Regions from separate parts of the Homo sapiens genome. Here region 1 is linked to region 2. The links are chromatin contacts, found by Hi-C or POLR2A ChIA-PET in ENCODE. All regions are on one chromosome and are shown on one strand. Each heading gives the region's core, a stretch centred on a gene start or an enhancer-like site at or near the end of the contact. The rest is flanking DNA. Distances are from core to core; before and after follow the strand shown.

The links. A loop is a pair of places that touch in the nucleus more often than their neighbours do. ChIA-PET counts read pairs that join two places held with the same protein, here RNA polymerase II (POLR2A). Pooled maps may share reads with other maps.
Region 1: a loop to region 2 is called in a map of PC-9, with 2.9 times the contacts of the local background. The contact joins two enhancer-like sites. A Hi-C loop is called at or near these places in 13 of 168 maps with a recorded cell type or tissue (Caco-2, HCT116, HepG2 and 9 more), 1 of 37 single-sample maps with no recorded cell type and 20 of 50 pooled maps. POLR2A ChIA-PET finds 5 or more read pairs at or near these places in 17 of 52 experiments (A549, AG04450, Caco-2 and 13 more).

Annotation. Positions count from the first base shown.
Region 1 is chr2:200,752,406-200,756,958 of GRCh38, reverse strand. It overlaps the pseudogene AOX3P-AOX2P and the pseudogene AOX2P. Among named protein-coding and RNA genes, the nearest start is that of LINC01792, 20 kb to the right of the region's middle. Within about 2 kb of position 1,743, at least 3 of the 41 ENCODE cell types and tissues checked have a DNase peak (open chromatin) inside an H3K27ac peak, as active enhancers do; they include PC-3 and PC-9, where a contact is called at or near this core.
Region 2 is chr2:200,710,986-200,715,949 of GRCh38, reverse strand. LINC01792 (long intergenic non-protein coding RNA 1792) reads left to right here. Exons shown (of 3, transcript NR_037886.1): 3 at 1,820-3,645. It also overlaps the pseudogene AOX3P-AOX2P and the pseudogene AOX3P. Among named protein-coding and RNA genes, the nearest start is that of LINC01792, 22 kb to the left of the region's middle. RefSeq lists an enhancer at 2,556-2,835. Within about 2 kb of position 2,754, at least 35 of the 41 ENCODE cell types and tissues checked have a DNase peak (open chromatin) inside an H3K27ac peak, as active enhancers do; they include PC-3 and PC-9, where a contact is called at or near this core.

The DNA.
Region 1 (4,553 bases), core at 494-2,993, 42 kb before region 2:
CCTCAACGGCTCACTTTCCCTGAAGCTCAGGAGGTATTCAGCTAATAGTACCACTGCTCCTTTCAATAGCATGTCAGCTATTCAAAGTCCTGTGTACATTTGACTTTTGCAATAACTCTAAAAGTGTGGGAGGGTAGGTATGATTATTTACATTTTTTAAAGAAACAGACAGGAGGCTGAATTGCCCAAGGACACACACATGGTTATGATGGCAGCCCAGATGACTGTCAGCCACTGATTTGCCCTCAGCTCTGTGCATTTGATGCCATTCTGTATCCCTAAGCATCCCCAACCATACTTACTTGATAGCACCCACAGCTGCAATAGCCCCGAATACAGCTGGCTTTCCTACCTTCCCTCCAAAACCTCCACCCACTCGTTTTACATGACAGGTGATCCTGTTGATGGGGATGTTTAAAGTAGAGGACACTGTTTTCTGTAAAAGTGAGATAACAAGAAGGTTTATAAGAGTGAAATGGAAAAGAAGCTTTTTGTTTCTTGAAACAGCATCCCAGCAGAATTCATTCACATCTACCATTGGTAAAAAAAATGGAGATAGTCTGAATCTGTCTGGTGGGGCTCTGTTTAGCTCGTAAACACCGTTGGTCCGCACAGAGCAGCCCTTCTAGCAGAAAAATGGTATTTTCCAGAAGGAAAACTGTCAGAGCCCTGGATTCCTGTGAGAAGCTGGGTTCCTAGTCTAAAGTCCCAAGGAGATGAAAGCCGGCGAACTCCTGACAACCTACCAAGGAGATGATGTGTTTGCAGCTAAACCTAGAGCACTTTGTGACTGGGGAAATGAAAATGTACTATAAAGTGATGTGTTGACTCCAAAGGTTATCTGTGATGATTATTTTAGAGAAAAATCAAGTACAGAAATAGTTTAGTGATGCCATCTCATCACAGAGCTCATCTAAGCATGATGCAAATGAACGTACTCTTGAAACCTAAAATTACTGTGACTATTTTTTTATTTACTTGAAAAGACCAAAAAAAAAAAAAAAGGTTCTGAGGTCTTGGCTGCATTATTGATGTCTGATGTCTAATGCTTGGATTCCAGGTTTCTGCAGGTAAAATGGCCAGTGATTGTGAGGCTGTGGGATCGACTGTGATCATGGAATTAGGAAGGTGGGGACGTGGGTATTATCCTGGACCTCACCTGCACGTGGGCTGGGTCCTGTGTGGACACATAAATGTCCAGTTCTTTGTCCTCTGTCTTTGGAATAACAAGCACTCTTTGTGTTTCCATGTAAAAATGTTCCTGTCCTCCAACATGGACCTCTCCTGTTAAGCATAAGCACAGAACAACTCCTAAGGTGTGTGCTGGTGGGAAGCCACCGTCTTGGAGAGCCACCGTCTTGGAGAATTCAAAAGCCAGTAAGATGTGGACTGGCTGGCCTGGATTTTTTTTTTTTTTGAGGTGGAGTCTCGCTCTGTCACCCATGCTGGAGTGTAGCAGCGCGATCTCGGCTCACTGCAACCTCCGCCCCCCAGGCTCAAGCGATTCTCCTGCCTCAGCCTCCCAAGTAGCTGGGATTACAGCTCCTGCCACCATGACTGGCTAATTTTTGTATTTTTAGCAGAGATGGGGTTTCACCATGTTGGCCAAGTTGGTCTCGAACTCCTGACCTCAGGTGATTCACCTGCCTCGGCCTCCCAAAGTGCTGGGATTACAGGTGTGAGTCACCGTGCCCTGCCTGGCTGGCCTGGATTTATCCTGACGAAGGAACCAGGCATTTGTCCTGTGGCAATCTGTTTCAGAGACAATAGTTCTGGATCACAAATTAAAAGTGCCAAGTTTTGTTCCTTACTCTGCCCAAACCAAAATCTTAGAGATTTTCTTTTATTTATGCTATTGCTCCCTACCCACCAACGCCAAAACTGCACATACACACACACACACACACACACACACACACACACAATTTGAAAGGAAGAGATGTAAGAGAAATTTGGCAAAGCACCAAGACTTTAGAGGCTGGACTTTCTGAGGGGAAATCATACACTTTTGATGGTTGCTTCAGAATAGAATCAGGCAGAGTCTATTAAGTATCCCTGGGAGCTCACCTTCAACAATTTGGTCGACTTTTTCAAAGGCCTCCTCAACGTTTCCTTTTTCAAGTTTTTTTTTCACGGCACAGGAATGAATTGTGTTTTATGGCATCCTAAATTGCAGAAAAACAAAAAAGCATAAAAGCCAGTTCTTCCGACTTTTCCTTCCACTGTTAGTTTTTTCTTAAAAGCCAGTATGCTCTGGAAAATCACTGTCTCCCGGGACAGATGAAAGGTGTCAAACAAGCAAGGGAGAATTAGAGCGGTAGGCTGGCTGCAGAGATGGGAAGTCCAAGGAAAGGTCTTCTAGATTTGCAGAGAAAACCAGCAAGAAGGATTAGCGAAACCTTCAGAAGGAAGCTACGTTCATAACTGAGGGCTGGGGACACTATGATGATCCCGGACGATGAATACTAATTTCTTATTTAAATGTGACTCTCCAGGGAACATGAGATAAGTCAAATGTGCATGATGGGTGAGGTTTGGGAATCTGCCTTTTTTTTTTCGTTTACCTTTTCCTTGAAGAAAAATGCTTGTGTTAGACTACTTAGGTAGCTCAGGTACAAGAACCTCTCACTCAGGGATCTGAAAAATACTGAGGCTGTCTTGAGAGGGAAGACACAAGTTATTACACATCTCTGGGGCAGAAAAGCCCAGTACACATTGTATTAGGTTGGTGCAATAGCAATTGTAGTTTTTGCTATAAAAGTTTGCAATTGCTTTTGCACCAACCTAATAGGAAGTTTGTTCCTTTCTTTGAGTATTTGGCATCATCTCATAAGGGCTTTTCTAGCTCTTTGTTCTATGTTTTTTTTTTCTTCCCCCTGACAATAACATGAACTGACTTACAAATAAAGACTGGTTCTGTGGACTGACCTACTGACAGCGGATCCTTGTTTAGCCTTTAGAACCAAGGTATTTTTTCATACTTCTGAATGACACCTGTCTCCTGCCTTCCTAGGCTCTGATGGCCTCAGATGCCATAGCCTTTCTTGCTGATGATGCTCCTGGGAGCAGCTAATATTGATGGAGAGCTTGCTTTGTGCTAAGCACTGTGCAATAACAGCGTATGTACTTGTATCCTTACGTTCATTCTGTTATGATCTCTGTTTCCTAGATGAGGAAACTGGGCTTAGAGAGGTTAAAAGAACTTTCTCAAAGTCACACTGTAAATAAGTGATAAAGGAAGTGTTCAAGCCCAGGCTAAGTTTTTAAAAACATACTATCTAATGATGAACACTTGATTTTTTCAAAGCAGCAGACAAGGAACAATATAGCTGAATTTTTTCATTTTCTGTTATACTAAGATCTCAGAAGCCATCCTGGTACATGTGAAAGTATGTTTATTGCCATACTGTAAATGTGTCATAAGACAGCATAATCTCTTTTTTTTTTTTTTTAGATGGAGTCTTGCTCTTTCACCCAGGCTGGAGTGCAGTGGTGTGATCTCGACTCACAGCAACTCCGCCTCCTGGGCTCAAGTGGTTCTCCTGCCTCGGCCTCCCCAGAGGCTGGGATTACAGGCATGCATCACCACACCTGGCTAATTTTCGTATTTTTAGTAGAGACGGGGTTTCACCATGTTGGCCAGGCTGATCTCAAACTCCTGACCTCAAGTGATCCACCTGCTTCAGCCTCCCAAGGTGCTGGGATTACAGGCATGAGCCACTATGCCCAACCAAGACAGTATAATATTGTTATAACATAGGCTATATTGGGTGAGTGCTAACCATGTGCCAGGTACTGTTCTAAGTGCTTTACACCTGTTAACTCATTTAATTTTATGACAAACTAATGAGATACGTATTATTACTACCTCCATTTTACAGATGAGGAAACCATGGCACAGAGAGGTTAAATAACTTGCCTAAGGTCACACAGCTAGTAAGTGGTGCAGCCACTATTCAAATCTGGCAGTTTGGTTCTAGGATCTGTGTTTGTAACCATGACCCTATGTTGCCTCTGATCTATAAAGTCATATAAATAAATGAATAGATGGATGAAGCACTATTGGTATTATATATATGACAATTTTATGACTTGTGGAGGATTTTGTTTTGATGACTCTGGACAGTCTTGTTCGGAGGGAACTCTAAATCCCTACCCATTCTGAATTCTAGAATAGTTCGTGGGTGTGTCCTCTGGGTGCCATTTCCCCCTTGAGGAAAGTGGGGTTAGAAGGGCAATTTCAAAAACCCTTATTAGGATCCTAGTTCAACCCAAGGAAGAGGAATGAGCCAAGAAAAATGGCCTGGATTCTTGCAAACTTGGCAAATGGGAATTTGGAACAAAGTTGATTTGGTTTAGGAAGATCAAGAAACTTTTTTTTAAAAAAACACTTTAAATATTGAGCAATTTGTACCATTTAGTTACATTTTAAAATGTCCCAATGGTTCATGAAAGCCTCTGGACACATTTGATGTTCTGTCACAAGCACACAAACAAGTAAGCTTTTCTCAAGTCATTGACTCTGAACCTGTCCCTCACTGAATCAGAACCTG
Region 2 (4,964 bases), core at 1,505-4,004:
GGCTGCATTCATACCCAGTTGCTGAGAGTATGGATTGAAACCATCTTCCTAAAGGCCAGTTTTAAGAACCTAAAAAATAGACAGAAATTCCACTTTTAGGAATGTGTTCTAAGGAAATCATCGGAAATATCTGCAGATTTATGTTTTAGAGTATTTACAGAATATTATTTGTCCCCCCAAATGGGGATTGGTTAAATAAGTTATAGCACATCCATTTGAATAAAAAACAAACACATATCCATTAAAAATCCTGTTTTGAAAAATCTTTAGTGTCATAGGAAAATGTTTGTGATATACTATTATCTGAAAAAAAGAATGTAGGATTATATATATAAAATGTGATCTTGAAAAAAATGTGTTTTACACCAGTTAGAATGGCGATCATTAAAAAGTCAGGAAACAACAGGTGCTGGAGTGGATGTGGAGAAACAGGAACACTTTTACACTGTTGGTGGGACTGTAAACTAGTTCAACCATTGTGGAAGTCAGTGTGGCGATTCCTCAGGGATCTAGAACTAGAAATACCATTTGACCCAGCCATCCCATTACTGGGTATATACCCAAAGGATTATAAATCATGCTGCTATAAAGACACATGCACATGTATGTTTATTGCGGCACTATTTACAATAGCAAAGACTTGGAACCAACCCAAATGTCCAACAATGACAGACTGGATTAAGAAAATGTGGCACATATACACCATGGAATACTATGCAGCCATAAAAAAGGATGAGTTCATGTCCTTTGCAGGGAAGTGGATGAAACTGGAAACCATCATTCTCAGCAAACTATCGCAAGGACAAAAAACCAAACACCGCATGTTCTCACTCATAGGTGGGAATTGAACAATGAGAACACTTGGACACAGGAAGGGGAACATCACACACCAGGGACTTTTGTGGGGTGGGAGGAGGGGGGAGGGATAGCATTAGGAGCTATACCTAATGCTAAATGACGAGTTAATGGGTGCAGCACACCAACATGGCAGATGTATACATATGTAACAAACCTGCACATTGTGCACATGTACCCTAAAACTTAAAGTATAATAATAATAAAATAAAAAATGTGTTTTATGTATTCACATATTTATATACACCCTAATAATCCTTAAAATTACAAGGAAGTCTATTAAAATTATAATAGCATGTTAAGAAATATTATCCAAAACTTGGAAAAATAGACAAGATTCACTGAATGGCCTTTCAATGCATTTTGGAACACAGTCTAGCAAGTCCATTCCATGGTTATCTCATTCTCTAAGGGAATGTTCCTTTGTTGAACTTGTTTACTATTGATTGGGGGCTAGACTCTGTGAAGCTACATAAGAACATGTAGATTTTCTTTTCTAGTAAAGAATCAAATTATTTCTGTCCTGTAGGAAGGCAACCTCAAAGGTTACAGTTTTATTACCTGTAAGATATTAACCGGTTTTTTACCTAAACTAGCAACCTTCGTCATTGTGCTGGCATGCCTATATGCTCAGTCTCTCAAATTCACTTTCATCCAGTTTTATCATTTTGCTGGTTCCCTCATTGTCGAGTTAAATAAATCTTTGACATTTGCTTACTTAAGATTTGTATGAGAATCAAGTTTTTAATACAGTATTTAAAAAATACTTTGGCAATGGCCATATATAGCTGGTAGGTTTACAGGAGATTTTGATTTTCTTTTTATATTCTTCTGTATTTGTCGAATGTCCATTAAAGGACATGTTTTACTTTTATAAAAAGAAAGCACAAAAATGTCTGTATGTATATACACATGCATTCTATATTAATTTCTCAGGCTGTACTTTCCCTAACTCTATACCCAGTAACAGGCCAACCTCCCGAAGATGCATAAAGACACCTTTGCCGTTGACCAGGCAGACCCTGCATCCACAGGACATAGAGAGAAAGGTGCTCCCTGAACACTGATCTGGATAAGCATTGCTGGGTCAGTGCAGAGGCGTCCATTTCCCCAGTCTGCCGAGCTGGCCTAAAGCTGAGGACCTCTTAGTGGGAGCTGAGGACATGTGCCTGAAGAGGCAAGCCCTTGACTGATGGAAATTGGAGTCTGAGTTCCATGTGGGGGACTGGGAAGCACAGCAAGGTCTGAAATGGGAGACCCAGGGAAGGGCAGAGAGGACCAAAGGAGGAAGGGGGTCTACAGTGTGGGAAACAGCCTGGACGCAACAGCCGGGGGAGGAGGCCTGCTCTGGCCCCAGTGGCCCCTTGTAAGCAGGAAAGGCAGCTGGCTAGACCTCTTCTGTGTTATTCACTCTGATTTTATCCTTTATCTTCCCCTCCCAACCTCACCTCCTTTCTAACCCCAAAGCCATGCAGCTAATATGACTAAGATTGCTGGGCGTTTGCTTGGAAATGCAAATGAGAATTTCTGGTAGTTTCCTAGTTTCCTTGATCTCCTTTGTCAAGTTTATTGAGGGGAAAGGACTCTCGGTTAAAAAAAAAAAAAAAAGAAAATCCAGATTTTGAACACCAGCTCTCTTTAATGCCAACTTCCTGAGGAGCTGCCCAGCTCTGTAACAACCTGGAACAGAGGCGCCATCACAGACTTGGCTCTGACGGGCGGCACAGCAAGAAGCCTTGCTCGCGTGTGGGACGTGCCCGTTCTGGCCTGGAGAGAGGGCCCAGAGACACCACCTCGCCACCGCCACCTGATTACTCATTGTCACCAATGAGATGACAAGAACTGATGACGCATTTCCCTTTTGCTGCACTCTGACACCTCAGAGACCACAGCAGAGAAAAAGCTGCTTTTGTAAAACTGGAACATGAACTACGCGGACGCCCCAGAGGAGGTCTCTGCTGCCCTCTGTTGCTGGCTTCTTAGTAACCCTAACCATTTTTAAGAATACAGTATTTGGTTTCAGTAACTTTATTACATGAAAAGTATGCTCGGAGGAAAAAATGTGTCAAATTTAATCAGTCGTGGGTACTATCAACATTTTAAATTGTTGCCAATCTAATAGAGGAAAATGGTATCTCATTGCTGTTTTAATTTTCATTTTAAAAATTCTAAGTGAGGCTCAAAATAGTTTATTTTTCCAGTTTCCTGCCAGTGGGTATACTTTTCTTTTTTTGTTTTTTTAATCTTTTTTTATTGATTTAGAAAAGTTTTTGCTGTAAATGCGTTTCTTTTTATACTAATGCTTTTCTCTGTTATATAGTCAAATTTATCAGTCTTTTCTTTATAACTTCCGGCTTTCATGTTCCTTAGGCTATGGATTTTTTTAAATGCATGCATATATTTAGTATAGTTTTTAGTATTTAAAACTTTAATCAATCTGGAATTTATTTTTATTGTAAAGTGGGAAATAGAAGTACAGCTTTATGTTTCTTTGTTTTTAAAATGGCTTGCAAGTTGTACCAATATTCTTCCTTAAATGCTCCATTTTATGGCTTACTTGAAGTGCATTTTTGCTTCTAATGAGACCTGACTTTCTGGCCTATTTCAGGACTTTACATTGTTCTGTTGGTCTGTTTTTCTCCTCCTGTATCAGTACCTATAATGTGTAACTACTAGACATGTATTAATGTAATAGAATACATTTCAATATTATATAGGGCTAGTTTCCCCTCTTGACTATTCTTATTATACATTTTTTATCTTTCTAGATAAACTTTAAAATCAAGTTTTTAAAAGACACTGTTGATGTTTTGATTGGGAATGTGTTATATTTAATTTATAAGAGAAAATTGATACTGTTATATTTTGTGTCCTTGTAGCTAAGGCTTATGTCTTTCCCTTTTAAAATTTGTCTTTTTTTAAAGTTCACCAATAGATTTTAAAAGTTCTTTTCATGTTGGCCCTGCACATATTTTTGTTGATTTTATCCCTAGAGTTATTTTTTGGTTGTTACTATAAACGGGAACTGTTATTCCATTGTATTTTCTGATTATTGCTTGAATACAGCATTTCCACAGCTGATCCTTTCCTAAAAGCTGACACTATGACAGCAGTTGGAAATTAAAAAGGAAAGCCATGGCAAAAGACAGTCACAGCTCCACTTGGCTGTTCTGTTCTTTCAGAAAACGTAGTGACCTCGTATGAGTACATCCCCTGAGGTAGGGTCAAAAGAAAGTCTGTTAGGACACCTAAGAGTTTCTTGGAGATGTCAGGATATCCACCGGGGTTCTGAAGTAAAGATGCTGTCATTATTTTAATATAAATGATCAATTATGAAGATATAGTTGATTGGTATAAAACCATTTTTAAAATCTATATTGCTGCATAGTCTTCAGACTTTTATTTTCATTGCCGTGGGGAAGTTTGTATGAATTAGAGGAGCTCCATGGTTTTCATCCTATAAGGGACTTCAGAAAAATAGCATGAAAGCAAAACTGTGGTAGGGTCAACACACGGTGCTCCTTTATTTGGTTTGAGGTGTAAGTTAATAAATCACCTTCTGATAAGCTGCTGACAGAATTTATTTGCACCAACTGTAGTAGGGCCACCTCCTCCATATAGACACTGAAGTCCACAGTGGTGTTTGTGCCGTCTTTGAAAAGGACTGTCATTCCAGCATTCATAACCGCCAGGGCATTTTGCTGATGTGAGGCCTGTCGGAAAGCTGAAGCAGACTCTCACTGGAATACAACAAGAACGACTTTCTTTTTTCTTCTTCGAGACGGAGTCTCGTTCTGTTGCCCACGCTGGAGGCTGGAGTGCAGTGGCGTGATCTTGGCTCACTGCAACCTCCACCTCCCTGGTTCAAGCAAATTCTCCTGCCTCAGACTCCCCAGTCGCTGGGACTACAGGCATGTGCCACCACGCTCAGCTAATTTTTTGTATTTTTAGTAGAGATGAGGTTTCATCATGTTGGCCAGGCTGGTCTCGAACTCCTTACCTAAGGTGATCCGCCTGCCTCGGCCTCCCAAAATGCTGGGATTACAGGTGTGAGCCACCGCGCCCAGCTGACTTTTTGTTTTAATAAATTTCAAACCTACAGAAAAGTC